3 separate regions of the Homo sapiens genome follow, and regions 1 and 2 are each linked to region 3. The links are chromatin loops, found by intact Hi-C in ENCODE. Cell type or tissue: B cell. All regions are shown on one strand. Each heading gives the region's core, and the rest is flanking DNA. Links, peaks and the distances in the headings are about the cores only. Region 1 has its middle 21 kb from the start of LINC02601. Region 2 overlaps USP9X (ubiquitin specific peptidase 9 X-linked). Region 3 overlaps USP9X (ubiquitin specific peptidase 9 X-linked).

What was found. Hi-C counts contacts between places; a loop is a spot of excess contacts. Peaks named below come from ENCODE experiments on the same cell type or tissue, not always from the same donor. Only the 100,000 strongest peaks of a DNase experiment are listed, where the experiment ranks them.
Region 1: a loop joins it to region 3, with 17 times the contacts of the local background. A loop is called at or near these places in 42 of 110 quality-filtered maps.
Region 2: a loop joins it to region 3, with 4 times the contacts of the local background. A loop is called at or near these places in 14 of 110 quality-filtered maps.

The regions. Positions count from the first base shown.
Region 1 is chrX:41,249,513-41,259,829 of GRCh38, forward strand. No RefSeq gene overlaps it. Among named protein-coding and RNA genes, the nearest start is that of LINC02601, 21 kb to the right of the region's middle. In B cell, for the core only: a CTCF peak has its summit at 4,365 (motif pointing left); a DNase peak (open chromatin) is centred at 4,329; H3K4me3 peaks cover 1,217 bases.
Region 2 is chrX:41,233,125-41,243,040 of GRCh38, forward strand. USP9X (ubiquitin specific peptidase 9 X-linked) reads left to right here. Exons shown (of 45, transcript NM_001039591.3): 45 at 1-3,455. Among named protein-coding and RNA genes, the nearest start is that of LINC02601, 38 kb to the right of the region's middle. In B cell, for the core only: no CTCF peak of the experiment used is centred there; DNase peaks (open chromatin) are centred at 3,717 and 7,557; H3K27ac peaks cover 2,462 bases.
Region 3 is chrX:41,175,647-41,185,963 of GRCh38, forward strand. USP9X (ubiquitin specific peptidase 9 X-linked) reads left to right here. Exons shown (of 45, transcript NM_001039591.3): 22 at 8,352-8,482; 23 at 8,751-9,029. Among named protein-coding and RNA genes, the nearest start is that of LINC02601, 95 kb to the right of the region's middle. In B cell, for the core only: a CTCF peak has its summit at 4,736 (motif pointing right); DNase peaks (open chromatin) are centred at 4,755 and 8,855; H3K4me3 peaks cover 449 bases; H3K27ac peaks cover 3,083 bases.

The DNA of each region.
Region 1 (10,317 bases), core at 893-8,892, 74 kb after region 3:
TGCTAGGATTACAGGCATGAGCCACCGCGCCGGGCCAGGTCCTGTTTTTTGAAAAAGTGTATCAGTTTGTGAAATTTGAGATATCTGAGAGCAGCTCATCTATGGCATCTCAGTAAATGTTGGATTCCAAATGAGGCAAGCTGGAATGGGGCCCCTAGTGTTCACTGACACAGCAAACGTAGGGTCAGCAAACGACAGGGTGGAGCAGAGAGGACAGACATGTGTTTATTTTCTGTAGCTAAAGGACTTGACAAGTCAAAGAATCCCTGGCCATTAAAATCCAAGGAGTAAATATACCAACTCATGTACCTTACACTGATACAAGCTGTTCACTGATCTGAGTGCCCAGGGAGGGTTCATTCCCTGCATGTGGATTTGGGGAGAGATTCTCTTCTCCTCAGGGCCCAGGGACTGCCTTTTCCAGAACTGGCCATCACAATTTGCCCATCTCTCTTGGCAAAGAAGGACCTCCTTGGTCTGCTTGTCCAGGCAGGGCCTCCACAGACACTCCCCTGCCCTCACATGGTCTCCCCTCCTCTTGCTTCCTGCCCTGGCCTGGGTAGACTGGCCGTGCTGGGAGGAAAGGTGGCCCCTCATCATCTCCCCTACCCACTGTCCTGGGCCGTGGCCTCCATGTCCCACACTGTCCCACCCTCCACTCAATTGTCATGGCAAGAGAGTAAGTGAGGATGAAAATATGCAAAATTGGCCGGGCGTGGTGGCTCAGGCCTATAATCCCAGCACTTTGGGAGGCCGAGGCAGGTGGATCACTTGAGGTCAGGAGTTCGAGACCAGCCTGGCCAACATGGTGAAATCCTGTCTCTACTAAAAATACAAAAATTAGCCGGGCATGGTGGTGGCCGCTTGTAATCCCAGCTACTCGGGAGGCTGAAGCAGGAGAATCGCTTGAACCCGGGAGGTGGAGGTTGCAGTGAGCCAAGATTGCGCCACTGTACTTCAGCCTGGGAGACAGAGTAAAACTCTGTCTCAAAAGAAAAAAAAAAAAGAAAATATGCAGGATCACATTTGCTTCCCCACGCCCTTCCACTGCCCAGCATTTCCTACTGTCTTTGCCTTGTCCATCCTCTCATCATGGCGGCAGCCAGGCCAGTCTTGTTCTTTGCCTTGGGGATGTATTAGCAGAAAGTAGAGGAAAAGGGGCTGCTTCTAGCATCCAAGTTTTAAAGGGCCTGGCCCCTGAGAGGCAACAAAATAACTCCAAGTGGACCCTTGATTTGAGGCAACACCTGGTGAGTCCGGGCATGTGGACCCTTTTCTGGTGCAGGCACGTGGACCATCTCTCTTGGACCAGAAAAAGGTCCATGTGCCCAGACTCACAAGGGAGTAAAAGGGTGAGGGAAGGTATGCAGGCCCAGAACAACTGCTCACAGCCCAGCTGGCAGAGGGTGCTAGACCCAGAGGGGCCTGCAGATGAGGGCCAGACACAGCTGCAAAGGCGCGCGTGCGTCCTTCACAGTTGCCAACAGGTGGAAACAGCCCAGGCATCCATGAACAGATGAACGGGTAAACAGAATGGGGCCTATCCATACAATGGAATATGACTCAGCAATGAAAAGGAAGGAAGCGCTGACGCGTGCTGCAACATGGATGAACTTTGAAAACAGGCTGAGTGAAAGAAGCCAGATACAGGAGGCCATGGTCGCACGATTCTATTGATATAAAACATCCAGAATAGGCAAATCCATAGAGATGGAAAGCAGATTAGTGGCTGCCAGGGGCTGAGAGAGGGGAGAAGGGGAAGTGACTGCTAATGGGCAGGGGTTTCTTTTTTTTTGGAGAAAGGAAAATGTTCTGGAACTAGATAGTGATGATAGTTGCACAAGATTATGAATGCACTAAATGCTACAAATTGCACACCTTAAAATGGTTACAATGGTAAATTTTATGGTATGTATATTTTACCACAATAAAAAAAACTTTTGGCCGGTGAGCTGGCTCACACCTGTAATCCCAGCACTTTCCGAGGCCGAGGTGGGTGGATTGCTTGAGGTCAGGAGTTCGAGACCAGCTTGGCCAACATGGCGAAACCCCATCTCTACTAAAAATACAAAAACTTAGCCGAGTGTGGTGGCGTGTGCCTGTAGTCCCAGTTACTCAGGAGGCTGAGGCAGGAGAATCACTAGAGCCCGGGAGGCAGAGGTTGTAGTGAGCCGAGATGGCACCACTTCACTCCAGCCTGGGCAACAGAGCAAGACTCCATCTCAAAAAAAAGAAAGAAAGAAAGAAAAAACTTTTAATGGTGAACATGGTTAATTATATATGTATTTTACCACAATAAATTAAAAAAAAATTTTTTTTTTGAGACAGGATCTCGTTCTGTCACCCAGGCTGGAGTGCAGTGGTAGTGCAATCTCAGTTCATTGCAACCTCTGCCCCTGGGCCTCAAGCAATCCTCCCATCTCAGCCTCCCGAGTAGCTGGGATTACAGATGTGCGCCACTATGCCCTGCTAAATTTTTTTGTATTTTTTGTAGAGACAGGGTTTTACCATGTTGCCCAGGCTGGTCTCAATCTCCTGAGCTCAAGCAATCTGATTCGCCTGCCTTGGCTTCCCAAAGTGCTGGGATCATAAGTGTGTACAATTAAATTATTATTGACTATAGTCACCCTGTTGTGCTATCAAATACTAGATCTTATTTATTCTGTAAATACTAGATGCTATTCTATTTTTTTGTACCCATTAACAATCCGCACCCACTCCCACTACCTTTCCCAGTCTCTGGCAAGCGTCCTACACTCTACACAATAAATTTTTAATTTAAAAAAAATTTATTTTTTATTTTTTGGTAGAGATAGGTTCTCTCTATGTTGCCCAGGCTGGTCTTGAATTCCTGGCTTCAAGCTATCCTCCTGCCTCAGCCTCCTAAAGTGCTGGGATTACATGCATGAGCCACTGAGCCCAGCCTCAATAAATGTTTTTGTTTGTTTGTTTGTTTGTTTTTTGAGATGGAGTCTCGCTCTGTTGCCCAGGCTGGAGTGCAGTGGTGCGATCTTGGCTCACTGCAACCTCCACCTCCCAGGTTCAAGTGATTCTCCTGCCTCAGCCTCTCAAGTAGCTGGGATTAAAGGCGCTGCCACCATGTCCGGCTAATCTTTGTATTTTTAGTAGAGATGGGATTTCACCATGTTGGCCAGGCTGGTCTCGAACTTCTGACCTCAAGTGATCCACCTGCCTTGGCCTCCCAAAGTGCTGGGATTACAGGCATGAGCCACCACGCCCAGCCGCCTCAAATTTTTAAAAAAACATGTGCCTTCCCCTGCACGTTGCTCCAGGGACGTGCACACACACCCTCTGCCTGGCACACCACAGCTGACAAGGGCTGACAATAGTCAATTTCATCAGAGTGCTTTTCTCACCTAGATCCTTCCTTTCTGCCTCCTCACCACACCCCTTTACCCACAAACAGTGGGAGGGGAGCCCTGGACACTCTCAGCTTCCTCCTGCCCCTGAGTTCCAGCGATCAAAGATAAAATTGAAAACATTAGCTATGCCCACTGCTCCCTGGTGGAAGGCAGCCACCTTCTGAGGAGGTCCCATGGGAGAGTGAGTCCCCTCCCCGTGCATAACCCGACCCCCAAATTGGGGGCTCTTCAGACCTCATCAGATCCTGCACAGGCCCCCCAGGATAGGTGCTTGGGGTGCAGCAGCTGGCCAAGGCGCTGTGCCTTGTTGTCTAGGTGGTGTGCCCACCCGGGCTCCCGGTCCCGCCTGGTCACAAGCATCCCCGCGTCAGCTGATGAACACCCCTGTCCAGCAGGTGCCAGACACCCGAAATCAAGAGGAGTGTCCTGTGCTCCAGGAGCCTGAGAGGTGGCAAAGTCCCCGGGGGGAGGCGTGATGGTAGGGAAGGCTTCTGACATACCTCTGCAGGGGCCAGGGCCCTGAGTCCCGGGTCCCCATGGTGTGTTTCTGTGTGAAGTCAGTGGCACTGCCAGCGCCGTGGTCATATTACCTAGGCCACAGCTGCCAGGCCTGCAAGCTCTTTCCTACTTCCCTTAGGTGCCCAGACCCAAAGTCAAGAGGACCTTGACCCGTGGGGGTCGTGGGGAATGAAAACCGTCCTGCGAACTTGAACTTCACTAGGGAGGCGGCGCTCTCTCTGCCCCGGTTCTATCACGCGCATCCGTTAGGAACTAAGCGGCACCTGCGCGAGGCTAGGCTTGTTGACATATTTCTTGCTGGCGGCGTCCTCTCGCGTGGAGCACGACTGCGCAAAGCGCCGACAGTCCCCCGAGCGAGGACGGCAGCGAGACTCCGAAGCCCCCTTAGCAACCAAGCCGGTGCCGCTGCCCTTGCGCCGGGACTGCAGCCGGGTCTTCCGAAGTGAGGATATGCTGCCCTCTAGAGGCCGCGGGGTGACATGGCCCATGAGGCTGTCTGGGCAGGGTGGGTTCGGGTGGGAGGAACCAAGGTGGACAAGCCTCGAAGTAAGAGATCTGTTCAAGGTCACAGGGAGTCGGGACTCATGCGGAGGCACAGATCCAAGCTCTCTGTACTGGGCCCTTTGGTATTCTGTTGGCTCCTATTTTTTTGTTTGTTTGTTTTTTGTTTTTTGTTTTAGATGGAATCTCTGTAGCCCAGGCTGGAGGGCAGTGGCGCGATCTCGGCTCACCACAACCTCCACTGCTGGGATCAAGCGATTCTCCTGCCTCAGCCTCCCGAGTAGCGGGGATTACAGGCGTGCGCCACCATGCTGGCTAAATTTTGTATTTCTTAGCTTTTTTTAAGCTTTTTTTTTTTTTTTTTTTGAGATGGGGTTTCGCTCTTGTTGCCTAGGCTAAAGTGCAGTGGCGTGATCTTGGCTCACTGCGACCTCCACCTCCAGGGTTCAAGAGATTCTCCTGCCTCAGCCTCCCGAGTAGCTGGGATTACAGGCGCGTGCCACCATGCCTGGCTAATTTTTTGTAGTTTTACTAGAGATGGGGTTTCACCATGTTTGGTAGAGATGGGGTTTCACCATGGTCTCAAACTCCTGACCTCAGGTGATCTGCCCACCTCGGCTTTCCAAAGTGTTGGGATTACAGGCATGAGCCACCGTGCCCTGCTGCCCCTGTTATTTATTTATTTATTTATTTATTTATTTTTAGATGGGATTTCACTCCTGTTGCCCAGGCTGGAGTACAATGGTGCGATCTCAGCTCACCGCAACCTCTGCCTCCTGGGTTCAAGCGACTCTCCTGCCTCAGCCTCCCGAGTAGCTGGGATTACAGGCACGTGCCACCACATCCGGCTAATTTTGTATTTTTAGTAGAGACGGGGTTTCATCATGTTGGTCAGGCTGGTCTCAAACTCCCAACCTCAGGTGATCCACCCGCTTCAGCCTCCCAAAGTGCTGGGATTACAGGCGTGACGACCGTGCCTGGCCCTGCCCCCTTTTTTTAAAAAGAAAACAATCCGGCTGAGCGCTGTGGCTCATGCCTGTAATCCCAGCACTTTGGGAGGCCGAGGCGGGCAGATCACCCGAGGTCGGGAGTTCGAGACCAGCCTGATTAACATGGAGAAAGCCCGTCTCTACTAAAAAATACAAAAATTAGCCGGGCGTGGTGGTGCATGCCTGTAATCCCAGCTACTCGGAGGCTGAGGCAGGAGAATCGCTTGAACCCGGGAGGCAGAGGTTGCGGCGAGCCGAGATCGTGCCATTGCGCTCCAGCCTGGGCAACAAGAGCGAACCTCTGTCTCAAAAAAAAAAAAAAAAAAAAAAAAAATCTCATTTCTGTAATCCCAGCACTTTGGGAGGCTGAGGTGGGCGGATCACTTGAAGCCAGGAGTTTGAGACCAGCCTAGCCAACATGGTAAAACCGGTCTCTATTAAAAATACAAACTTAGCCAGGTGCGGTGGCGAGTGCCTGTAATCCCAGGTACTTGGGAGCCTGAGGCAGAAGAATCCCTTGAGCCCAGGAGGCGGGGGCTGCAATGAGCCAAGATCATGCCACTGCCCTCCAGCCTGGGCAACAGAGTGAGACTCTCTCAAAAAACAAACAAAAAACCCTCTCACACACTCATACATACACAGAACTCATGAAGCTTAACCCTCAGAGCCCCTCATTTGCAGAAGACTCTTCGGGGCCTTTAAAATGGGATACGTTTCACATAGAGTTTTCACATATGTTTTCACATATAGTTTTCACATATGTTTTCACATATAGTTTTCACATATAGTTTTCACATATGTTTTCACATATAGTTATTATTGGCCATCCTGGGGTAGGAATGACTTCCAGGAATGATTTGACCTGCCCACCTGGCCTCATGATACTATGCACTATAGCAGCTGGGACTGGGCTGGTGGAGGAGCAGCAAGGTTTGGAATGTACAGAGCCAGACGTTAATCCATGGAAAATTCTTCCAACCATCAAACATGAAAACTTGTAAGCAGATCAAAATGAAAGTTTTTCCTCTTAAGAATATAATCAGGCTATGCGTGGTGGCTTACGCGTGTAATCCCAGCACTTTGGGAGGATGAGGCAGGAGGATCTCTTGAGCTTAGGAGTTTGAGACCAGCCTGGGCAATGTAGGAAGACCCTATCCCTAAAAAAAAAAATTAAAAAATCAGCCAGGTGTGGCGGCGCATACCTGTAGTCCTGGCTACTGGGGAGGCTGAGGTGGGAGGATCACTTGAGCCCAGGAAGTCAAGTCTGCAGTGAGCCATGATTGCACCACTGCACTCCAACCTGGGTGACAGAGTGAGTGAGACCCAGTCTCAAAGAAGAAGAAGAAGAAAAAAAGAAAAAAAAAAATATATATATATTCAATAATGCAGTAATATAATTGCAAACTCACTATATGATGAAAATATTTTTCAAATATTTCTATATATAACCTATAGAAACTATTCTGACATCTGAGAAGTAAATTGTACCAAAATATTTTTTCAGATCATACCAAAAGAGGAAGAGATAAATTTTGAATAGAGGTAATATATGGGCTCTTAGATTATTAAATAATCTACTTAATAAAATAAGTGAAATACATGAACACAGCAGGAAAACATTTACATTTTGTGCAGATTTGACTAAAATACTGTCATTGATAAAGATAACATAAATCTCATAATAGACTAGACCTCTACAGCAAGAATTGGAGGTCAAATTGGTCCATGAGTATTGCCAATTTAGAGTATTTAAGGTTAGTTCCTGAACATGAAACCTTGATATACCCTGAAAACTTACCGCTTTTATATGAAAGAAACTTGATAGAGGTTTTCCCAAATTTGACAACAATCCTAAAAATGTGCACAGAATTATTAATTATGAAAATGTAAAGCTGACATTTTTCTAAACTATCAGTAATGAAAACCAAATTTCTATCAACCATGTTAGAACAAAAACTGAACGATCTAACTATCTTTATTTATTTATTTATTTTTTTTTTTTGAGACGGAGTCTGGCTCCGTCACCCAGGCTGGAGGGCAGTGGCACTGTCTCAGCTCACTGCAACCTCCGCCTCCTGGATTCAAGCGATTCTCCTGCCTCAGCCTCCCGAGTAGCTGGGACTACAGATATGCGCCACCTCCTATGCCCGGCTAATTTTCGTATTATTAGTAGAGATGGGGTTTCACCATGTTGGCTAGGCTGGTCTCAAACTCCTGACCTCAGGTGATCCACCTGCCTCGGCCTCCCAAAGTGCTGGGATTACAGGCGTGAGCCACCACGCCCAGCCAAAAACTGAATTATCTTTCTATCCTCTCCCTAGAAAATATTATAAAGTTGCGGCCACACGAAAAGGTGATCAAAGAGTATGCAGTCAAAAATTACAGGGGGAAAAAGGGCCATTGAGGTTTGTTAAGCAGTTAACAAAACTTTGTTAGTTTTCTGAATTATATGAAATTTGAGGTATTTCTCAGCTTTGAAAACATTGTGAATTGCGTTTTCTTTCTAATTCTAAATAGGCATCCCTTTCCTACCTAATTTTGCATTCACATTTTGTGGTTTTTAAAACATTTTTATTAAAATTTTTTTTTTCTTTTAAATAAAGACGAAATCTTCCTATGTTGCCCAGGCTGGTCTTGAACTCCTGGGCTCAAGCAATCCTCCTGCCTCGGCCTCCCAAAGTGCTGAGATTACAGGCGTGAACCACTGTGCCTGGCCTGTGTTCTTTTTTTTAAAGGGCTTCCCAAAATTGTATAATCTTTAGGGACCACAAAACCTGGGTCCACCCCCATGCATGCATGCACACACGTGCACATGCATGATCGCACATGTGCATGCACCCCAATGCACACATGTACACATATTCCAGAAAATTCATAGAATCACCAAATTATCACAGATTTATTCAAAGCTTGCTCCAAAGAGAATTATTTTTGCTAATTAAGTTAACTTTACTAATTAAACTATTTTTCCCATTGGTTCCCCCAGTACCTTCTGTTCCTTTAGTGTCACCCCCCAAAAAATTGCAGAGGACCGCTTTGGGCCATTATCGCATAATTCTCTCAGACAGAAGGGGTGGTTTTCCTTCCTCTTTCGTCTGTCGGGTATTTTAAGATTGTCATCATCTGTTATGCGAAAAAAAAATCAAACTTTCATTTTTATGTTAATTTCCATGAGCTAAACGTTCATTTTGTTTTACTGACATTTATAGAAACAGGTTTTTTAGAAGTCTGTTACTCAAAGTTAAGTGGATGCAACCTGAAGAGGGGTACCTCGTCCCCTGAAATCTATGATAACATCCTCCTTGGTAGGGAGGCTCTGGTCCCATGATGGGATTTTTGCTGACCTAGAAGAAGAAATATAAGAGGCATACGGGTACGCCAGATGGTGAAAAATAGGTTTACAGCACCAAAATAGTGTTGTTTCTTCTTTATTAAAAACTAGGCTAGTATTGAATGCCAGAAGGCGCGAAATCCAGCACTGAGGAAGAATCTCCACATTTAGCATTCATCTTGGCACGCATGACAAGGCAGGGGACAGTGGGCGCCCCAGCCTGGTGGGGGGCATTGCTGCAGGCTGGCTTCTGCGGCACACAGGATCTGGGAGGTCCGAGGCTGGGAAGGCCAGCTTGGCCCCCGTTCCCCATCCCCACCACCATCAGACTGGAAGTCCGCAGCTCTGTACACTCTGACTCACCGCATCTCCTTCATACTAGATTCTAATGTCCAAGAACCAGGAAGGCTGGAACCTTGACCTCCAAGAAGTCCTAGCTTCTTCAGTGTCATTGTTGGTAACTGCCATCTTTAAAAGTTTCCCCCAGGCTGGACGCGGTGGCCCACGCCGGTAATCATGAGCCACCGCCAGATTGGGAGGCCGAGGTGGGCGGAACACTTGAGATCAGGAGTTTGAACCCCGTCTCTACTAAAAATACAAAAAATTAGCCGGGCGTGGTGGTGGACGCCTGTAATCCCAGCTACTCGGGAGGCCGAGGCAGGAGAATTGCTTGAACCCGGGAGGCAGAGGTTGCAGTGAGCGGAGATCGAGTCACTGCATTCCAGCCTGGGTGACAGAGCGAGACACCGTCTCGAAAAAATAAAATTTCCCTCAAACCATTAGCAACCAGTCTCCTTCGAGCTCTCCAATTGAGAAACTAGAATTCAAGAGGGTTAGGCTCTTCGCCAGCAAAATCCTTATCACCTGCGTCATCCCTCTCTGAGTCGGGTAGCTTTTGCTGCAAAACCGACCCCCACAAAGCTTAGGGCCTTAAAACACCAACATTTTGTTGTTGTTGTTGTTGAGACAGGGTCTTGCTCTGTCACCCAGGCTGGAGTGCAGTGGCACGATCACAGCTCCCTGAAGCCTTGACCTCCTGGGCTGAATCGATCCTCCCACCTCAGCCTCCTGAGTAGCTGGGACTACAGGCACACACCACCGCGCCCAGCTAATTTTTTAATTTTTTTGTAGAGACAGGGTCTCCCTATGTTGCCCAGGTTGGTCTTGAACTCCTGGGCTCAAGCGGTCCCCCCACCTCGGTCTTCCAAGTAGCTAGGACCACAGACATGGCCAGCTAATTTTTTGATTTTTTGTAGAGATGGGGTCTTACTGTGTTACCCAGGCTGGTCTTGAACTCCTGGGCTCAAGCGATCCTTCTGCCTCCGCCTCTCAAAGTGCTGGGATTATAGGCATGAAGCCAAAACACCAACTGTTGATTTAGCTTTTGCTGCTGCCGGCTGGCAATCTGGGCTGAGCTCAGCTGATACACATGGCTCCCACCTGCATCTGCCAGACTGGCTGCGGATGGGCTGGTCTGGAGTGACCTCAGCTGGTCGGATCGTCGTTCGTCTGCCTGGTCCTGCATCCCCAGCAGGCTAGCCCACGTTTGTTCATAGGGAGGCGGCGGGGTTCCAGGAGAGTGAACAGAAATCGC
Region 2 (9,916 bases), core at 1-8,000, 56 kb after region 3:
ATTCTGATATTAGGTTAATCACTTTGAAGCTATAGTTATGCTGTAACATTTAGCATGGCTTCACACCAAGTTAGTGTAGCCAATGAGGAAAAAGTTACCATAATGACAGCAGTTGTCCGAGAAGTGACAGCTGTATTACTCAGAGCTTTTACTTCTTACACCTAGAATATTAAAATATAAAACAAGGGGAGAAATGTGACAGTCTATTTTCAGTTGCACATATGTTCCTTATATATAATGTTTGACAGTTCAATCTCTGGGTGGAATAAAGAACACTTACGTATCAGTAATGGGAATTTTTAAAGATTTAAAACAAATATGCAAAAATTTGCTATGCCAAGATGCTGGAGCATAATATAAGACTGTATTTGGTGTGCTTGTTTTGTTTCTTTGGTAGAGTTTATTAGGTGAATCTTCTAAAACTTTCCTTCTGTTGGATCCCAGTGACGTGGAAGTCATCAGAACCCCACGGTACTTGGAGTACCTCTCTGCACCAAGATAGCTGGCTGATTTTCTGCTCAGTCACAATTTTACTTGAAAGCAAGAATTGTCCTAGCTCCTTTTCCATTATTCCAAAACGTTTAACGTTCAAAGCAGGGTCTCATTAAAAAAGAAACTACTGGTTGATATAATTGAGATATTACAATTTCAGAATAAACATTTGATTAAAAATAAGGAAATCCTCAGTTCATACTGTATTTAAAAGAGAATTGGTAACTTGAATGTGTGTAATTTTTTGGAACCTGTCTAAAAACCAAATACCCCTGCAAACAGATACAGCCCACCCTATTCTATTTAAATATTTTGCTGTTTTATTTTATAGAAATTATTTTGCTGAATTCACAAATAGAATTTGATTTAAGAAGAACTTTTTGTCCTGTGGTGTGTTTTTGGTTTTTTTTTTGGTTACTTTTTTTGTCCTTTTTTTTTTTTTTTAAAAGAGGACTGCATATTAAAATTCATTCTGTGCATAGCATGCCTAGGCATGACACTGATTCAGGATTTCAGTCACATCAAGTTTTTGTGCACAGAAAGATTTGACCTTTGGCCCTCTACTGAAGATTTTGAGAAATCAGGATGTTGACACTGTAAAAGTTTCCTAACATAATCTTGTACTTTTTGTATGTTTTTTATATACATGTATATTTAATGAGCACAAGCTTGGTTGTATTTTTTACAATTCAGTTAATAGGGAAATGTTTTGTCAAAAGGCTACACTTGGAACTGAACAAAGCAGAAACAAAATTGAGCATTGCATTATTTTGTGATTAAAAGGGGCAGGTATTTAAGATAAAGCTTTGGGTATCTTATTTGTAGTACTGTATAGTCAACCTGTGCTTCTAGGTGTTCCTGTAGGACATTTTGACACCGATACTTTGAGTGAAAGTCACACACGGTGTTTGCAATTCCAACTGATTTTTGTTTTGTTTTTATTTTTTTGTTGTTTTCTTCTTTGAGATGGAGTCTTGCTCTGTCACCCAGGCTGGAGTGCAGTGGCACAATCTTGGCTCACTGCAACGTCGCCTCCTGGGTTCAAGCGATTCTTCCGCCTCAGCCTCCCGAGTAGCTGGGATTAGAGGTGCCCACCACCACGCCCAGCTAATTTTTGTATTTTTGTAGAGACAGGGTTTCACCACGTTGGCCAGGCTGGTCTTGAACTCCTGACCTCAGGTGATCTGGCCGCCTCGGCCTCCCAAAGTGCTGGGATTGCAGGTGTGAGCCACCGCGCCTGGCCCCAGTTGATAGTTTTTTTAATTTAAAAGTTCCTCAATTCCAAGCTCTTTAAACGAGTGAAATAGGTTAACTTTATTTGGATGAGTTAGGTGTACCATCTCACCATCTGAGAGGAGATTTATATATTTCCTGCTGCTCCTTAACAAAATATGTAATGTACTTAAAAACTTTAACGACTTCCTAGTTGAGAGAAAACTTGACATATAAAAGGCTGTGAATTTTTCTGCTTGGAGGAAGAGCCCAACCTTGGTTGCTTTGAAGTTACAAGCCCCCTTGTGCCAGGTGAGGGGCTTGTGAGTCATTTTTGTCTCCATTTGAGGAAGAGTGGTATTCGTTGTGACTAGGAGCAAGGGAAAGTGGAGTTATTTTTGTTTGTGCAAATTATTTTCTATATTTAACTCAAGCATTAATGTATAACCAGAAATTTAAAGATGCATGTTGTTGCAAGAGCAACATAATGGTGATTTTGAGGTCTTTTTCTGAACACAAGTGGCACATTTTAAATTTCAAGTCTTCAAAGTGCCTAAGGATTATTTAGTTCTCCCTCAACTGATTTTTTGAGCCATATATTTCCTATTTTAAATGTTTGCGGAATCGCCAGTCTTCCTTTGAAAGAAACAGCCCCCAGAATTCTAAATGACACGATTATAGAAGACAGTAGAATGTGTTACCATAAAGACTGAAGATATTTTAGTTGTAAAACCATGTGAACAAGGGCTTTTGCCCTATTGTATCTAAGTATTTCAGTGCACAACTTGTTAAACCATGTTGCTGCTGTTTCTAAGCCCTCCACCAACTGAACTTTCATGTTTAGCATTGTAGAGGCAGAAATAACATACTAGGTTTTTTTTTTCTTTCATTGATTTTTCTCCTGGTGATAATTTCCCAGCCTTGTGTCTTTTAGCTGTTGTGTATACAAATTTAGAATTAAAATGTTTTCTATTTTTTTCATGATTAACTTAGTGAATAACTTAAATCCTTAATCCTCGTAGTGGTTAGAAAGATGAGGAGACTTTTTTGACTTACATTTGTAAATGAAAACAAGTCTGTGAATATTCAGATGACTACTTCGAAGTAATTCAGTTTTTTTATTAGTATTTTTCCAGCTTATGTTTTCCCATGAGCTATTTTACTTTGCTGAATTTTGTGGGTAATTTGGTGGATATATCCTGCCTTATTTAGGATTATAGCTGGATAAGAAAATTGCCTTTTCATTGTAAGTGCCCAGTTTTGGTCTCTAGTTTGAAGGTACTACATACTGCCGATAAAGGAAAACACTCCCCTACACCCCAGTTTTTGTGTTACCAAGAAAAAAAAAACAGTATTGGTTTCATAGTAGGACTCAACCAGAATTGGTCCTACATATATGTGAGTGTTCAGTTTTTGCAAATAAGGTTTTTGAGTGTGATAAAACACTACAGAAGTGCTAAGTGTATTGAGAATTTGCTGCTGATTGTATTTATAACAATTACTTGACGTTTGCAGAAATTTAGCACTTTCCCTCCAAATTTATAGGTGTAAGAGAAGCGGGGGCAAGGTGCACCACATTTTAAAACTGCAAATGTGTGAAAATTTATTTAGAGATTCAGATTCCTAAAAGGAAATTTCACCACCCAAGTCATGCACTTCTTAGCCTTTTACAAGCCAACAGACTGACATGAAGATTGTTCACAGTTCCTAAGATTTAGCACATATACAAAAATAAAACTTTATAAATTCAATTTCGGTTTTCCCTTTATTTATTAATACAAGATTTCTAAACAAGGTAGATGTGTAATAGAGCTGAAGGGAATTTTTTAAAGGGAAATGTTTATGAGGAATTCAGCCATCATTGTGTATATCCAAAGTGGATTCACACCTAAGGACCTCAAAGAAATGAGTTGTGATCTAATTGCAGACTTTAGAGTTAAAACTAAGATTCAGCAAACTGTGGTGTTTCAGTTCTCTTAAACTGGAAATAAAGCAGACCACATGTTTTGAGGGGAGCCACAGAAGTGAAAGTTAACTCTCTAGCAAGTTCCATCTGCTGTTTTTTAGTGTCTAGAAATAGCTCTTTGTTGTCATGTCCCAGGGAAATTAAGATTTCCTCAGAAACCTGGAGGTGCTTTCCTAAAGTTGGGTTACTTCAAGAACTGCTAAAAGACAAATCTCAGATTTTCACTGGATTTAATTTCACTGATTTTTTTAAATAGAAAACTAATATTTAACTTTTCTGCAATTTGGAAAACTCCCTCCAGTTGGATTAGACTGTATTTTAAGTATTTTTAGCTACATGAGTACATCTAACTGAAAATCTACATCACCACCAATATTTTGAATTGTTTCTTGTAATCTGGTAACTTAGAGATAGGCAAAAAGTTGACATCTTTATTTTTATCTGTACCTGAAAGTTTAGATACTCTTACTAAAGTTGGGGTTACATAAAACGTTTCAGTAACTTTAGGGAGGTAAAATCTCAAGAGAAATTTCTTAAATTACACCAAAAAACTTTCCTAAATAGAACACGTTTCAGAGCCATTTAAATAAAGGTTGATTATTTTAAGGTCATTCTATTTAAATGGTCAAAACTCAAGAGTAAAATAGGAATCATTTTAGCCATCTGAGAAAACAAGTCTCATTCTGATCCATTAACATTAGACAATATACTGCATTTCAACAAATCCAAGATGCCATTGGTTACAAGGCGCCTCAGCAAGCAAAATCACTGACTTTCATGGATATTAAAACGTGGGGTATCCCATCTGGTAGTAATCCTTGTCATGACAAACGTCTTTTCACATCTGGAAATAGGTTTTTGTAGTGGGCTTTTCTCACATTGCTTTTTTTTCCATTAGTGGAACTTAGAAACCCTATTTTTATGTGTAATTGCTAACAAAGCTGGCCAATTTACAAGTTTATGAAGAAATGGCTTGATGGAACTGAACCTTTGAGGAGTCACCGAATTATTAATGAAGTGCCCTGTGTAAGCGGTCTTCTTGAGATAGTTTTGTGTCGTAGCTTCTGGTTTTCACATGCATTATAGTTAAGACACCAAGTGGACTTTCTTGCTCTGCCAGTATGGTTCAGCTGCCCTGGACTAGTCTCTGCCTGTCAAAGCACTCCCTATGTTAGAAAATGAGTATAGAGGCCAGGCGTGGTGGCTCACGCCTGTAATCCCACCAGTTGGAAAGGCCGAAGCGGGTGGATCACCTGAGGTCGGGAGTTCGAGACCAGCCTGGCCAACATTGTGAAACCCTGTCTCTACTAAAAATACAAAAATTAGCTGGGTGTGGTGGCGCACGCCTGTAATCCCAGCTACTCAGGAGGCTGAGGCACGAGAGTAACTTGAACCAGAGGCAGAGGTTGCAGTGAGCCGAGATGGGGCCACTGCACTGTAGCCTGGGCGACGGAGTGAAACTCTCAAAAAAAAAAGAAACTGGCTTCTGTAGCCTTCCCAGCACTAGCCAAACTCCTCAAAGGTAAGCAAGTGGGGGCCACCTTGCAAGATAGTAAGAATTGTGTTCATTTTCTATTTATATTCAACCCTATAGATGTGTTTAAAAAACAAAATATTCCAAATAGGTACTTTGGGTATTGGAACATTTTTTTCCATGGAGTCCTTTTTAGCAATTCAGTTGCATCAGGAATAGAAATGTATTCTTAACAGTGTTGCTGCTGTGTCTCTTAAATCACTTGCCATTAATTATCTTATGTTCTCATCTAATTCTTCCCCCACCCATTAAAACATTGGTACACCTTTGGAGTTCAGAAGTAAGGATGATTTTGGCTGGGTCTTAATTCCCATGCTGCTGGGACCAGAGAGAAGAAAGGATATGCTTCATGGAGGTTCAGAATTGCATTCCCTTCTGACCCACCAACTACTGCCTGCACGATAGCTGTTAACAAGAGGAAGCATTTGCAGGATGTCAAGGAAATGAGTCAACATTTAGGGCACATGGTATGTTGAGGGAAAGTCCTTCAGAATCCATTTTCCTCAGGTGTCTATATGTTTAGGATGTGGCCCTTATTTCTTGATGTAAACTAGTGTTTTCTGCTGGGTGATTAAGGAAACAACTTTTTCAGGCTGTGTTTAAAATCAGTCAGAAACCTAGATGGGACTGCTTAAATTTGGTAAGTTAGTACCATTAAGTTGGGTTTTTGTTTTGTTTTGTTTTGTTTTTGAGACAAAGTCTAGCTCTGTCAGCAGTGGCGCAATCTCGGCTCAGTGCAAGCTCCACCTCCCAGGGTCACGCCATTCTCCTGCCTCAGCCTCCCGAGTAGCTGGGACTACGGGCACCCGCCAACGTGCCCAGCTAATGTTTTTGTGTTTTTAGTAGAGACGGGGGGTTTCACTGTGTTAGCCAGGATGGTCTCGATCTCCCGACCTTGTGATCTGCCCACCTCGGCCTCCCAAAGTGCTGGGATTACAGGCGTGAGCCACCGCGCCCGGCTAAGTTGGTTTTAAATAAGCTCTTAGGTTGTAGTTAGCCTTTTCTATTGCTCCAAGATTGGATTTTTTAGTTTTCATTTTATTTTATTATTTGTTTTTTGAGACGGAGCCTCGCTCTGTCGCCCAGGCTGGAGTGCAGTGGCGTGATCTCAGCGCACTGCAACCTCCACATCCTGGGTTCAAGAGATTCTCCTGCCTCAGCCTCCCGAGTAGCTGGGATTACAGGCGTGTGCCACCATGCCCGGCTAATTTTTGTATTTTTAGTAGAGACAGGGTTTCGCCATGTTGGCCAGGCTGGTCTCGAACTCCTGACCTCAGGTGATCTGCCCACCTTATCCTCTCAAAGTGCTGCGATTAGAGGCGTGAGCCACTGCACCCAATCCAAGATCAGAATTTTTATCTAACAGAAAAACAAAAAACAAAAATTCAGACTTGCACTAAAATGGTAGCAGGTTTGCCTTACTAATGGCCACTGAAGCTTGGTTTAATAACTTAGTAACGTTAAGTGCTAGATAAACTGGATGTTGGGTTGTTGTTTAGCACTTATCAGCACAGCGTTAGACACTGATATTAGCAGGCCTGGCGCGGTGGCTCACGTCTATAATCCCAACACTTTGGGAGGCCGAGGCGGGTGGATCACCTGAGATCAGGAGTTCTAGACCAGCCTGATCAACATGGTGAAACCGGGTCTCTACTAAAAATACAAAAATAATTAGCCGGGCATGGTGGCGGGCACCTCTAATCCCAGTTACTCTGGAGGCTGAGGCAGGAGAATTGCTTGAACCGGGGAGGCGGAGGTTGCAGTGGGCCGAGATGGCGCCGTTGCACTTCAGCCTGGGCAACAAGAGCAAAGTTCCATCTCAAAAGAAAAAAAAAAAAAGGAAGAAAGTCCATAAACCCCACCCATGTTCAAGGGGAGGGGCATCTCACATTGGCCGGGCACGGTGGCTCACGCCTGTAATCCCAGCACTTTGGGAGGCCGAGGCGGGCGGATTACCTGAGGTCAGGAGTTCGAGACCAGCCTGACTAACATGGAGAAACCCCATCTCTACTAAAAATACAAAATTAGCCGGGTGTGGTGGTGCATGCCTGCAATCCCAGCTACTCGGGAGGCTGAAGCAGGAGAATCGCTTGAACCCGGGAGGCGGAGGTTGCAGTGAGCCATTGCACTCCAGCCTGGGCAATGAGAGCGAAACTCTGTCTCAAAAAAAGAAAAAAAGAAAAAAAAAGAAATGGCTACAGGATGTCCCTCTCATTCTGTGTTTTTGTCTCTAGAAAAGGATGATAAAGTAACCAAGAGTGACACTTATATTATCAGGTGCTTTTGAGGAGTAATAATTTATCAATATGCAATCCACATTTAGGCTTTTAACTGCTGTTCCGCTATGCTGAAGTGCAATGGGCAATACTCATCACAAAAGCAGCTTAGAGCTGTAAACAAAAAAGAGGAATTACTTTTAGGGAAGCTGGTTTAACTGTACAAATTTAAAGTCAAGAATTAACTTAAGATTTAAGGCTAGAACTAAAAGAAAGCATATATAACGTCATACCTGAATCTCCTACTAAATTCTGAAGTTTGGCATTAGGTTGGTTTGAAAACAGTTGTTAAAACGTGGCCTTCTGGCCTGGCGCAGTGGCTCACGCCTGTGATTCCAACACTTTGGGAGGCCGAGGCAGGCGGATCACTGGAAGTCAGGAGATTGTAACCAGCCTGGCCAACATGGTGAAACCCCATCTCTACTAAAAAATACAAAAATTAGCCGGGCATGGTGGCAGGCACCTGTAATCCCAGCTACTTGGGAGGCTGAGGCAGGAGAATCGCTTGAACCCGGGAGGTGGAAGTTGCAATGAGCCAAGATCACGCCATTGCACTCCAGCCTGGGCAACAAGAGCAAAACTCCATCTCAAAAACAAAACAAAACAAAACAAAACAAAAACTTGGCCTTCTAAATTTGACTAGTGAATGGGGGAAAAGTCAAGTAAGGTTTGTTTGTTTTTTTATTCCGAATTTGTTTACAGATGTACCGTAGCTGAAATACAGTGTTACATTTTGTGTCTAGATTAAAAGAAAATACAGTTGCCTAAAATAATATCCCATATTTTAAATTATGCTGTACATCAATTGCAGTAGTTTTTTTCACCCCACAGTAGTTCTTTGCAATGCGTTTAGCGTGAACTCCTGTTGAGGAGCAGCTTTTGTTACAAATTCGATGTGGGATTACAACTTTGAAAACTGAAATACGCCTTTTATTTTTTTGTAGCTCTGATTTGAACCTCATTTGAAAATAAGTACATTGAAGATTTATACTAACACATTTCCAGTGGCTGAGATCAAGTGTTATAACCACTACTTTGAATGAAAAGAAAATGTGCTAATGTGCTGTACAAAACACACGGGTCCCAGGAAGAAAATAAAATAGCAGCCCATATTTTCAAGTGATAGCAGGTTGTACCCTGACTCAGCACCAATCCATCCAAATCCTTTAGCAGCTTTAAAATGTGGATGTCAGCCGGGCGCGGTGGCTCACGCCTGTAATCCCAGCACTTTGGGAGGCTGAGGCGGGTGGATCACCTGAGGTCGGGAGTTCGAGACCAGCCTGACCAACATGGAGAAACCCCGTGTCTACTAAAAATACAAAAAATTAGCCGGGCATGGTGGCGCATTCCTGTAATCCCAGCTACTTGGCAGGCTGAGGCAGGAGAATTGCTTGAACCTGGGAGGCGGAGGTTGCAGTGAGCTGAGATCGCGCCCTCGCTCTCCAGCCTGGGCAACAAGAGCGAAACTCCATCTCAAAAAAAAAAAAAAAAAAAATGTGGATGTCGCAGGCCCCAGTGGTGACTTCGGTACAGCACCAAACAAGAAGTGGGCGTGTGAGCTCTGTGTTCTGGCCCAGAGGGGCAATGCCTAGTTCTAAGAAAGCAGTCTGTGTACGGTTCTTCTCAAGTCTGGTCTCCACTCCAAATGTTTTCCTCCATTAGAAAATAAAAGCTTGTTTATTCATATGAAACCCTACCGTGGTGACTTTGATTAAAAATGCATCTCCTTTATAACTTTCGCAAATGGGCTGAATTTAGACTGTGCCTACTTGTAGCCACTTGTCAAGTCTCCAAGACAGGAATTTTTCTCATCTGCATTTCAAAAACTCTTGTCTTTGTTACAATAAACTTTCTCTTCATCAGAAGTTAATTTTAGGCCGGGTGTGGTGGCTCAGGCCTGGAATCTCAGTACTTTGGAAGGCCAAGGTGGGCGGGTCACCTGAGGTCAAGAGTTCGAGACCAGCCTGGCCAACATGGTAAAACTCTGTCTCTACTAAAAATACAAAAATTAGCCAGGCGTGGTGGCATGCACTTGTAATCCCAGCTACTTAAGAGGCCGAGGCAGGAGAATCACTTGAACCCGGAAGGCAGAGGCTGCAGTGAGCTAAGATCATGCCACTGCACTCCAGCCTGGGTGACAGAGACTCCGTCTCAAAAAAAAAAAAAAAAAAACTTAATTGTGCTGTCATAATCACTCAGGAATAATAATGCTGCAAAGATGTTATGGGACTGAAGAAACAATGTAAAGAAAGGAGGTGGCCGGGCGCGGTGGCTCACGCCTGTAATCCCAGCACTTTGGGAGGCTGAGGCGGGCAGATCACAAGGTCAGGAGATCTAGACCATCCTTGCTAACACGGTGAAACTCCGTCTCTACTAAAAATACAAAAAATTAGCCGAGCGTGGTGGCGGGCACCTGTAGTCCTAGCTACATGGGAG
Region 3 (10,317 bases), core at 1,091-9,090:
AACCAAGATCTGGACATTTATTGCACTCATTGCTATCGATGTATTGTTGCTCCCTGGCTCTCTAAGCAGTTAGAGCTAAGGAATGTGTGTATGTGTATCCACATTTAAGTCTATTACTATATATATACACACACACACATGAATATATATATGTGTGTAAGTTTTTACAAAACCATGGGGTCACACGACTTCCTCCCATCCCAGCCTATCACAGTTTCATTCTAGTTTTCTCCCTTTCTATATTTGTAATTTTTTTTTTTTTTGAGACAGAGTCTCGCCCTGTCACCCAGGCTGGAGTGCAGTGGCGCAATCTCGGCTTACTGCAACCTCCGCCTCCCTGGTTCAAGGGATTCTCCTGCCTCAGCCTCCCAGTAGCTGGGATTACAGGCGTGAGCCACCATGCCTGGCCAAACTCTCTTTTCTGACAATGAAAAACCTGGCTTCTGTTATCCTCTCACTTATTTTCCTATTTAATCAGTTATCTCCAGACCCCCCACCCTTTCTTTGAACGCAGAAGGACTCTTGTCTCTGAATGTTGGGTCTCTACCCCAGGGACACTCCTCGCTCTGCTTGAGTTGAATCTTTATGCTGAGCTCTACCCACTTATTGGGCTCCCTCCTCCTCCTTCATGGTCTGTAATTCCCAACATAGGACTACCTTTAAAACTTGCACATAGTTTAATTAGAGCACTCATAAAATGATAATTAGTATCCTCAGAGATAATTTGGACAGTCCAGGCAGGTACTTCAGTGTGGCTGAAGGCTTCCTCAGGAGATAGTAAAAAGACACAAAACCAGTACAGAGGAAATGCTGACTTGACATTGCTGAGATACAGTGCAAAAGAGTGGAGCTCTGAGATAGATGGGCTACCATTAAGATAGGCACAGGGGGAAGTAGAACCTGCCAAGGTCCATGAAAGTCTAGTTTAGGATTGTATCTCACAAGATGAGCCCTTGATGCAAGTATTCACTTTAAATTTTCCTTTAAAAAGAAACAGGCTTCTGCTTACACATCTACCCAGCTGAGGGGGCTTTTTGCTTTGCTCATTTTAATTTTTTTGTTGAAGATTAACAGTTCTGTTGTTCTGGCTACTGTTGCCTGGAAGAAATCACACATGAACAAACTCACCTTCTGCATTATACTGACATCATTATATTTGCCAATTGATTGTGAGCTAATTGGGGTTATAGAAACGTGCTATAGCATAACAGACTGTAATTATTTCTCTCTAGGCTATTACTGATGGATATTATGTTTTCTTCTTTTTCCAGCATCATCTTTTACTGTCCTTGAGTTTTTTAACTAGCTTTTTATATTAAAATAATTTCAAACTGTTTACAAAGAATACAGTTGGCTCCCAAATTCAGTAATTAACAGTTTGCCGTAGTGATGGCAAAAGTTTCCTAACATTTGGAGAACAAGTTGTAGACAATCATCTTTTTCTTCCTAAATAGCTTAGTATATGTCTTCTAAAAACAAGAATGTTCTCACTTACATTAACATAGTATTATTCAAAATAAAAAAAATTTAGCATATACAGTAATATCATCTAATCTGCAGACCATTTTCATATTTTGACACTTTCCTCAGTATTGGACTTTATAACAATGTTTTCTGGTTGAGGATCTAAATCCAGGTTCATACATTGCATAATTATTCGGTATCTCTTTCAGTTGTCTTTAATCTGGAATAGTTCCTCAGTCTTTGTCTTTTGTGACTTTGTTTTTGAATGGCACATGTCAGTTGCGCTGAATATCTCTCATTGGGTCTTATCTGTTCTGATGATTATATGGAGGTTGTACATTTGACAGAGTACTACTTGTATGTTGATGTGTCTAAGAGCATCACATTGAGAGACACATGTCACTGTGTCTTTGGTGACATTAACCCAGATCACTTAGTTGATAGCTGCCAGGTTTCTCCTCTAAAGGAGAGAGATGCTTTGTGTAGAGAGATGCTTTGAGACTTCGTAACTATCTTTTTCCTCATCAAACATTTGTTTTATCATCTATTGTGATTGTTGCCTAAATGTTTTTACTATGATGGTTGCAAAATGGTAATTTTGTTTTAATTTTGTCATCCTTTCTACATTTATTAGTTGACATTCTATAAGGTAGTGCTTTGTTTTCTCGCCTTTATATTTGTCATATATGATCACTCTTATGGGTTTATTTTATTCATTGGGTTATAACCATTGTAATGGTTATTTATTTTGATGCTCAATTGTCCTAGATATGGTCAGTGGAAGCCCCTATAGGTTAGACCCAGACATACAACCTCAATTTTTTTAAGGTACTTTATTGTACTTTATTATTTTCTGGTATGAGAAGATGTTTCAAGCTTATCTATAGTATTTCCTCTGCCCCAGCTCTGGAATCTGCCATTCCAGAGTTTTTAGAAGGAAGGGTATTTAGAAATCAAAATCCGAGGTTTAAATCTTTTTTTTTTTTTTTTTTTTTTTTTTTTTTGAGACGGAGATTTTGCTCTGTTGCCCATGCTGGAGTAGTGCAGTGGCGTGATTTCGGCTCACTGCACCCTCTGCCTCCTGGGTTCAGGTGATTCTCCTGCCTCAGCCTCCCGAATAGCTGTGATTACAGGCACCTGCCCTCATGCCCGGCTAATTATTATATTTTTAGTAGAGACGAGGTTTCACCATGTTGGCCAGGCTGGTCTCGAACGCTTGACCTCAGGTGATCCACCCACCTCGGCCTACCAAAGTGCTAGGATTACAGGTGTGAACCACAGTGCCCCTGCCAAGTCATCCTTATTTCATTCTAATTGTGGTAAGGTGATACCTCATTGTGGTTTGGATTTGCATTTCCTTAATGATTAGTTATGTTGAGTGTGCTTTCATGTACATGTTGGCCATTTGGATGTCTTCTTTTGAGAAATATCTATTCAAGTCTTTTGCCCATTTTAAAAATCGGATTTTTTGCTGTTGAGTTCCTTATATATTCTGGATATTAACCCCTTGTCAGATGCATAGTTTGCAAATATTTTCTCCAATTCTGTAGATTTGTCTTTTTGTGGTCTTATTTCCTTTGTTGGGTAGAAGCTTTTTAGTTTAATGTAATTTCGTTTGTCTGTTTTTGTGTTTGTTGCCTGTGCTTTTGAAGTCTTAGCCAAAAAGTCCTTGCCCACACTAATGACATGAAACATTTCCCTTGTGTTTTCTTCTAGTAGTTTTATAGTTTCTGGTCTTACATTTAAGTTTTTAACCCATCTTGAGTTTATTTTTACATATGATGAATAATAGGGGTTTAGTTTCATTTTTCTGCATATGTATATTCTGTTTTTGCAACACCATTTTTATTCAAGAGATTGCCTTTTCCCCCAATGTGTGTTCTTGGCACCTTTGTTGAAAATCAGTTGTTTCTGATTATGTGGATTTATTTCTGGGTTCTCTATTCTGTTCAATTGATCTGTGTCTATTTTTGTGTCAATACCATGCTGTTTTGGTTACTATTGCTCTATAGTAAATTTTGAAGTCAAGTAGCTGATGCCTTCAGCTTTGTTCTTCTTACTCAAGATTGATTCGGCTATTTGGAGTCTTTTGTAGTTCCATATGAATTTTAGGAGTGTTTTTTGTATTTTTTTGTTTTACCTTGCAGATTCACCTCAAAGGATGTTTTTTCTATTTCTGTGAAGAATATAATTGGTATTTTAATAGAGATTGCATCAATCTGTAGATTGCTTTGGGTAATATGGACATTTTAACAATATTTGTTCTTCCAACCCATGAACATAGAATATTTTTCCATTTATTTGTGTCCTGTGTTCGTTCTTTCATCAGTTTTTTTTGTAGTGATCTTTCTCCTCCTTGCTTAAATTTATTCCTAGGCATCTTATATTTTTGTAGCTATTGTGAGATAACTTTCTTGATTTCTCTTTCAGATAGTTTGCTATTGGCAAATGGAAACACTACTTAGTTTTGTATATTGATTTTTGTATCCTGCAGTTAACTAACACAGGTTCACGCTTGTACCAGTCCAGCTTCCTAGTCATCTTCCATTCCGTATTTGTATCTCTACAGCAATGAGAAATCTGAAACCTGAGGGAGTTGGAAAGGCTTCTTAATCAGTCTTCAGCCTCTGTCTTTAGGCCTTCGAATCATTTGTGCCTTCCCAAGTGTTTGTTGTTTTCATACCCTTGGCTTTTCTCAGATTTAGTGGGGCATTAATTTATAGGCACCCTCTTCTCCTTGCCTTCACAACAACTAAACCAACTTCACAACTTCAGCTAAACCAACTATCTATCCCCATCTTCACTACACCGTCAGTAATTTGTTGACAGCTGTTTAATGTGTTGCTTCCCCTTCTGTTTTTATGTTCTTTTGAGTTTATGTATTTTTATATTCATTCATTCTCATTTTAGTGGGGTTTGGGGATGAAGTACTGATAAATATAGTGCAGTACACCATATTTAGTTGACATAATTTTTAAAGCTGTCTTCTGCTTTTATTACCTCCATTTTCTAAATTAAACACCTTGTTGGGCTTCTCATCTTGCTTTGCAATTATTATGGGACAGAAGCATTTCACATTAGATTCTTAGCTAAGGCTTCTCTCAAAAGATATATTTCATTCTTGTCTGTTACATCGTTTAGAATTTACATAGTTTCATTTGTTAGTATTTCAGTAATAGTCCTTGCAGTGCTTTACTGCAGATTCAACCTTCACAACATACTGTAAAAACACAAACCCACCACTGAATCCTTGATCTTGTGATTGGCGCTTAATGCCACCAGATGGCGAGCATGAGCTCTTGTCAGACAGTTAAGGCAAGAAACTTGAAGTGGGTGCTTTCTTCATGTTTTATATAATGAAACTAGAATACCTAAATTTGAAACAGCCAGCTTTTGAAAAAGCTGGTAATGGTTGTATTGCAGCAGAAAATCATAGGCTTTGGACTCAAATGGACTTGAGTTCCAATCCTGCTTCTAATTGCTACTCTATGGCGTTAAACATAAGTTTCATAGTTTATTAGAGCTTCCTTATCCTTAGAACTGGGATAATGATAACTTTTTTGTGTAATTGCAGGGATTAAATGAAACAATGTATGGAAAACCCCTAGCCTAGGGACTGGCACTTAGTATTCATTAAACATTAAACCACTCTCTGTCACTTCCTTTTCTTAGAGCTCCTGCTTCCTTTCTTATTTAAGAGTTTGTGTCTAAAACGTGGTAATACAATCTTTTGTAAAAGTCTGTTGTAAGCTCTTAGCACTGATAAACTCAACTTAAACCACACATCATCTCTATAAGGTATAGTTAATGACTAGGAAAAAAGCTAATGATTCTCTCTTTCCCCTCCATTTAAAATACATCCAAGAGTGCACAAATGCTAAATGATCACCCAAATGTTACACTTCTTTTCATTCTGAATCTTTGCCTGAAGCCAAGTGCCCATGTTATGATTTGCTGTTAAACTTAAAACTTCTGCAGTCCTCTCTATATGTAATACCATCTTTTGTAAAAGTCTGTTGTAAGCTCTTAGCACTGATAAACCACACAACATACCTATAAGGAAATTATTAATTTTATCTGTATTTTAAAGACGGAGAAACTGAAGCACAGAGAGATTGTTAATTCACCTGGGACACATAGCTTAAATGCTATTTCTCATTTCTTTTTTTTTTTTTTTTTTTTTAAAGAGAGAGGGCCTTACTCTGTGTCCCAGGCTAGAGTGCAGCAGCATGATCCTAGCTCACTGTAACCTCAAACTCCTGGCCTCAAGTGAGGCTCCTGCCTAAGAGTAGCTAGGACTACAGGTACACACCACCACACCTGACTTTTTTTTTTTTTTTTTTTTTTTTTTTTTGAGATACAGAGTCTCACACTGTCGCCCAGGCTGCAATGCAGTGGCGCAGTCTCTGCTTACTGCAGCCTGTGCCTTCTGGGTTCAAGTGATTCTCCTGCCTCAGCCTCCCGAGTAGCTGGGATTACAGATGGACGCCACCACGCCCAGCTAATTTTTGTATTTTTTGTAGAGATGGGGTTTCACCATGTTGGTCAGGCTAGTCTTGAACTCCTGACCTCAAGTGATCCGCCCACCTCCGCCTCCCTGAGTGCTGGGATTACAGGCATGAGCCACTGCGCCCGGCCCACACCTGGCTTATTTTGAAAATTTTTTTGTAGTGATGGGGGTCTTGCTGTGTTACGCAGGCTGGTTTTGACCTGGGCTCCAGTGATCCTCCCATCTTGGCTTCCCAAAGCTTAGGTATCTTTTCAAAAGGCTAGAAAGAAACCAAAATCGTCATAAACTCTGGATGACAAGATTATGACTGGCTTAAATTTTTCTGGCTTCCATTTTTTATAAAATGTAACATGATATAATCAGGGATGAATATGAGAGCTGGAATGGCCACTGAGTGTTAACTTTGATTCAGATCTCTCAAATGAGTAAACTATAATTCAAGACCATTAAATGATTTGCTTAGAATTCACTACTTCTGACCGGGTCACGCTGGTAATCCCAGCACTTCAGGAAGCCAAGGTGGGAGGATTGCTTGAGCCCCTGGAGTTTGAGATCAGCCTGGGCAACATGGCATAACTCTGTCTCTACAAAAAAATATGCAAAAATTAGCTGGGCATGGTGGCACATGCCTGTGGTTCCCAACTACTCAGAAGGCTGAGATGGGAGGATCACCTCAGCCCAGGGAGGTTGAGGCTGCAGTCCTCACGCCACTGCACTTCAGCCTGGGTGACAGAGTGAGACCCTGTCTCAAAGAAGAAAAAAAAATATCCACCACTTCCTTTTCTTGAGCTCTTCTTTTTTTTTTTTTCCTCCTACTCCCCTTTGCCTCCATCCTTCACTCAGAATATTTTTAAGCCAAGCAAGATACTATGAGATACAGTGGTTAAGCATATGAATTGGGTTGCTTTTAGGGAGTAATTTGACAATGTATGTCAAGTCTTTGGGCATTATGTTCAACTTCTTTATGCTTGCAGGGTTTTGCATGGTGAAAATTATAAAAATTCAGCTGCTAGGATCTTTGATGTTTAAAAAGGTGAGGGGAGGTAAAAACCTAAATGCCCAATAATAGGAATTAAACTGGTAAAATAATATTGTCATTTTAATAATCAGATAAAATGATATAGATGAATATTCAATGACACGAGAAGATATTTATAAATATTTTATTATAAAAACTATTTTAATTGGTTACATTATATGTCGCTATGCCTTCAGAGTAGAGAGAAGTGACAGTTTCAACACAAACTGAAAAATTTGTAAGATAATGGCTGCTATTTCTAGGCCTGTAAAAATTCATTTACCCAAAGAAAATCATAGTTTTTTTTTTTTTTTCTGGAGATGGAGTTTCGCTCTTGTTGCCCAGGCTGGAGTGCAGTGGCGCAACCTTGGCTCACTGCAACGTCCGCCTCCCAGGTTAAAGCAATTCTCCTGCCTCAGCGTCCCGAATAGCTGGGATTACAGGCGCATGCCACCACGCCCGGCTGGTTTTTGTATTTTTAGTAGAGATGGGGTTTCATCATGTTGGTCAGGCTGGTCTCGAACACCTGACCTCAGGTGATCTGCCTGCCTCAGCTTCCCAGAGTGCTGGGATTACAGGCGTGAGCCACTGCGCCCAGACCTATTTTTCTTTTCTTTAAAAGAAGCTTTTACTTAAAAAAAAAAAAAAAAATTATCAAGGTATTTTTTTAATCATAGGGCAGTTACCTTAGATCATCAAAATACTTTCCAAGGTTGATTGACTATTAATAAAGTTGGAATATTTGGTAGCTAATGCTTAATTGTATTTTGGGATTATCTTATTTTTCCCCCACTGTGTCTTTTCACCGTAATTTAAAATTATGTTTTAATATTATGACAAAAGGACAAAAGCTCTGCTTGCTTTGAGGTGAATGTACATAGGCACTTACCCTTTTTCGATGTTTGCTTTTTAGGGTTCATTTTCTTGGATATCACTACATTCCTTTCAGTGAAGCAAGCCAGTTAATATATAGTGTCAGGGGGCAAACAATAAAGAGGTTAGAGGGAAGAGTTTATAATTTTTTTCTTGTTATTTTCAGTCAGAACTACTTCCTTTTGAAATGTATTTTTTTCCATCTCCAGTGGCTGAGAGGAGAGTATCTTGATTTGAGGTCCCTGAGTAGCAGATGCTTTGTATTGAGAGTAACTGATTAAAGAGCCCTGTTTTTTGTTTTTGTTTTTGTTTATTTTTTTTTTCTTTTTTAATCATTCCAGGTCTTGTCATGTCTTAGGAAGTTTGAGCCTATAGCCCAACTGAGTGGATTGTTATTCCATATTAGTATGGTCTTCAAGATATCAAAAGTTAAATATGTATGAACACATGAATTACATTTTCACACTGTCTCTTTTTTTCCTCCAGATAGCACAACGATAGAAAAATTAAGAGCTATTTGTTTAGACCATGCCAAACTTGGAGAAAGCAGCCTTAGTCCATCTCTTGACTCACTTTTCTTTGGTCCTTCAGCCTCACAAGTGCTATATCTAACAGAGGTTAGTTTTTGGGGTTTTTTGTTGTTGTTGTTTTCTTTGTTTTTCCTTTTAAATTTATTCTGTGTTCTTTAAATTTGACCTTTCATATGGTAAGGTGAATGATTTGGGTAAAATTGTAATGAAGTAGTTTTGAAATGAAATATTAATTTGAAATAAATAATAGTGAGATGGTCAAGAGTTTCTTGGCACTGACAATAGTACAAATAGAAGTTATTTTTTTTTTAAATCTTTTAATACAGCCCTCTCCCCCTCTTCTCTATTTTTCCAGGTAGTCTATGCCTTGTTAATGCCTGCTGGTGCACCTCTGGCTGATGATTCCTCTGATTTTCAGTTTCACTTCTTGAAAAGTGGTGGCCTACCCCTTGTACTGAGTATGCTAACCAGAAATAACTTCCTACCGAATGCAGATATGGAAACTCGAAGGGGTGCCTACCTCAATGCTCTTAAAATAGCCAAGCTTTTGCTAACTGCCATTGGCTATGGTCATGTTCGAGCTGTGGCAGAAGCTTGTCAGCCAGGTGTAGAAGGTGTGAATCCCATGACACAGGTAATACAGACTTTTTAAAAATCCTTTTATAATAGTAGATAGCAATTTTTAAAGTAAAACTAATTAGTATTTTAAGTGTAGAGTTCAAGGTTGACTCAATGTTCAAAGTGCCTTATTTCAGAGGTTTTCTTTATGATGTTTGTATTAAAAGTGCAAATACTTTTCGCTGACAGCTGATAATCTGAGGGTAGTTTCTCCCTGCCCACTTAAATCTTGCTTGACTTTCATTTATTTTAAACCTAACAAAAACTCCATATGAATCTCTTATTAACTTGTGCCTGGTAGATATATAAAGACACAGATTGTAATAAGAGATATAATTGGTTTATCTTGTTGCTTGTTTCCCTTCCCACCTTGGGCTTAAACCCAAGTTCTGAGCTTATTCTGACTCGGTTTCTGCCTTGGTGGCATTCTTGATCCATGTCACAAAAAATTCTCAAGACATGCCAGAATTTGATACTTATTTATGAGAGATCAAACTATGCATTTAATTCTAAGTAAAGTTTTATAAACATCATAAATGATTGTTTTACTAAGTTACTGATAGAAGGTAAAACTTCAGGGATAAAGATTTTCTTCTTTAGAAATGGCTTAGTTTTCAATTGTGGAGATCAGAATGTTGATATTTATGGTAATATCACATATAATTGTTTTAGCTATGATAATACTGTGGTTATGTTTAAAAGGAAGAGCCCCCTATATTTTTGAAGTGATTGCTAAGATACTTCCAGGTGAAATTACATGATATCTAGGATTTGCTTAAAAACAATCCTGGGGTGGAGAAGTGATGGAAAGCAAGGGAGGATAGTCAGATTAAACAATTTGGTTCACTGGCGATAATTCCTGAAGCTAAGTAATATGTACATGGGAGTTAATTATACTACTTTCGACACTTTGATGTGTGTTACGAATTTTCTGTAAAAAATGGCTTAAATTTTATATTGTTTTGTATCACAGGTCCCATCTTTGTTAGGATTTTTTTTTTTTTAAAGTAGTTCTTATTAGGTAAGTAAAAAGACAGCTTCTTGTTAGGATAAAAACAGATTTTTGTCATGATCCCTGACACAGATACTTAATGAAGTACACAGAAAACAATTACATGTTTCCACTTTCACCTTTCTTCAGTATTTATTCAGAGAATGTGCCACTATGGATACAGAGGTACATAATAACCTCTAATCTCAACGAGCTCACAGTAGGGAGCCCAATGCAAACTTAGTAATATAGAAATATCTTAAAATAATATTGTTGAAATATTTACAGTATATATATATAGGAGGGGAGTTAC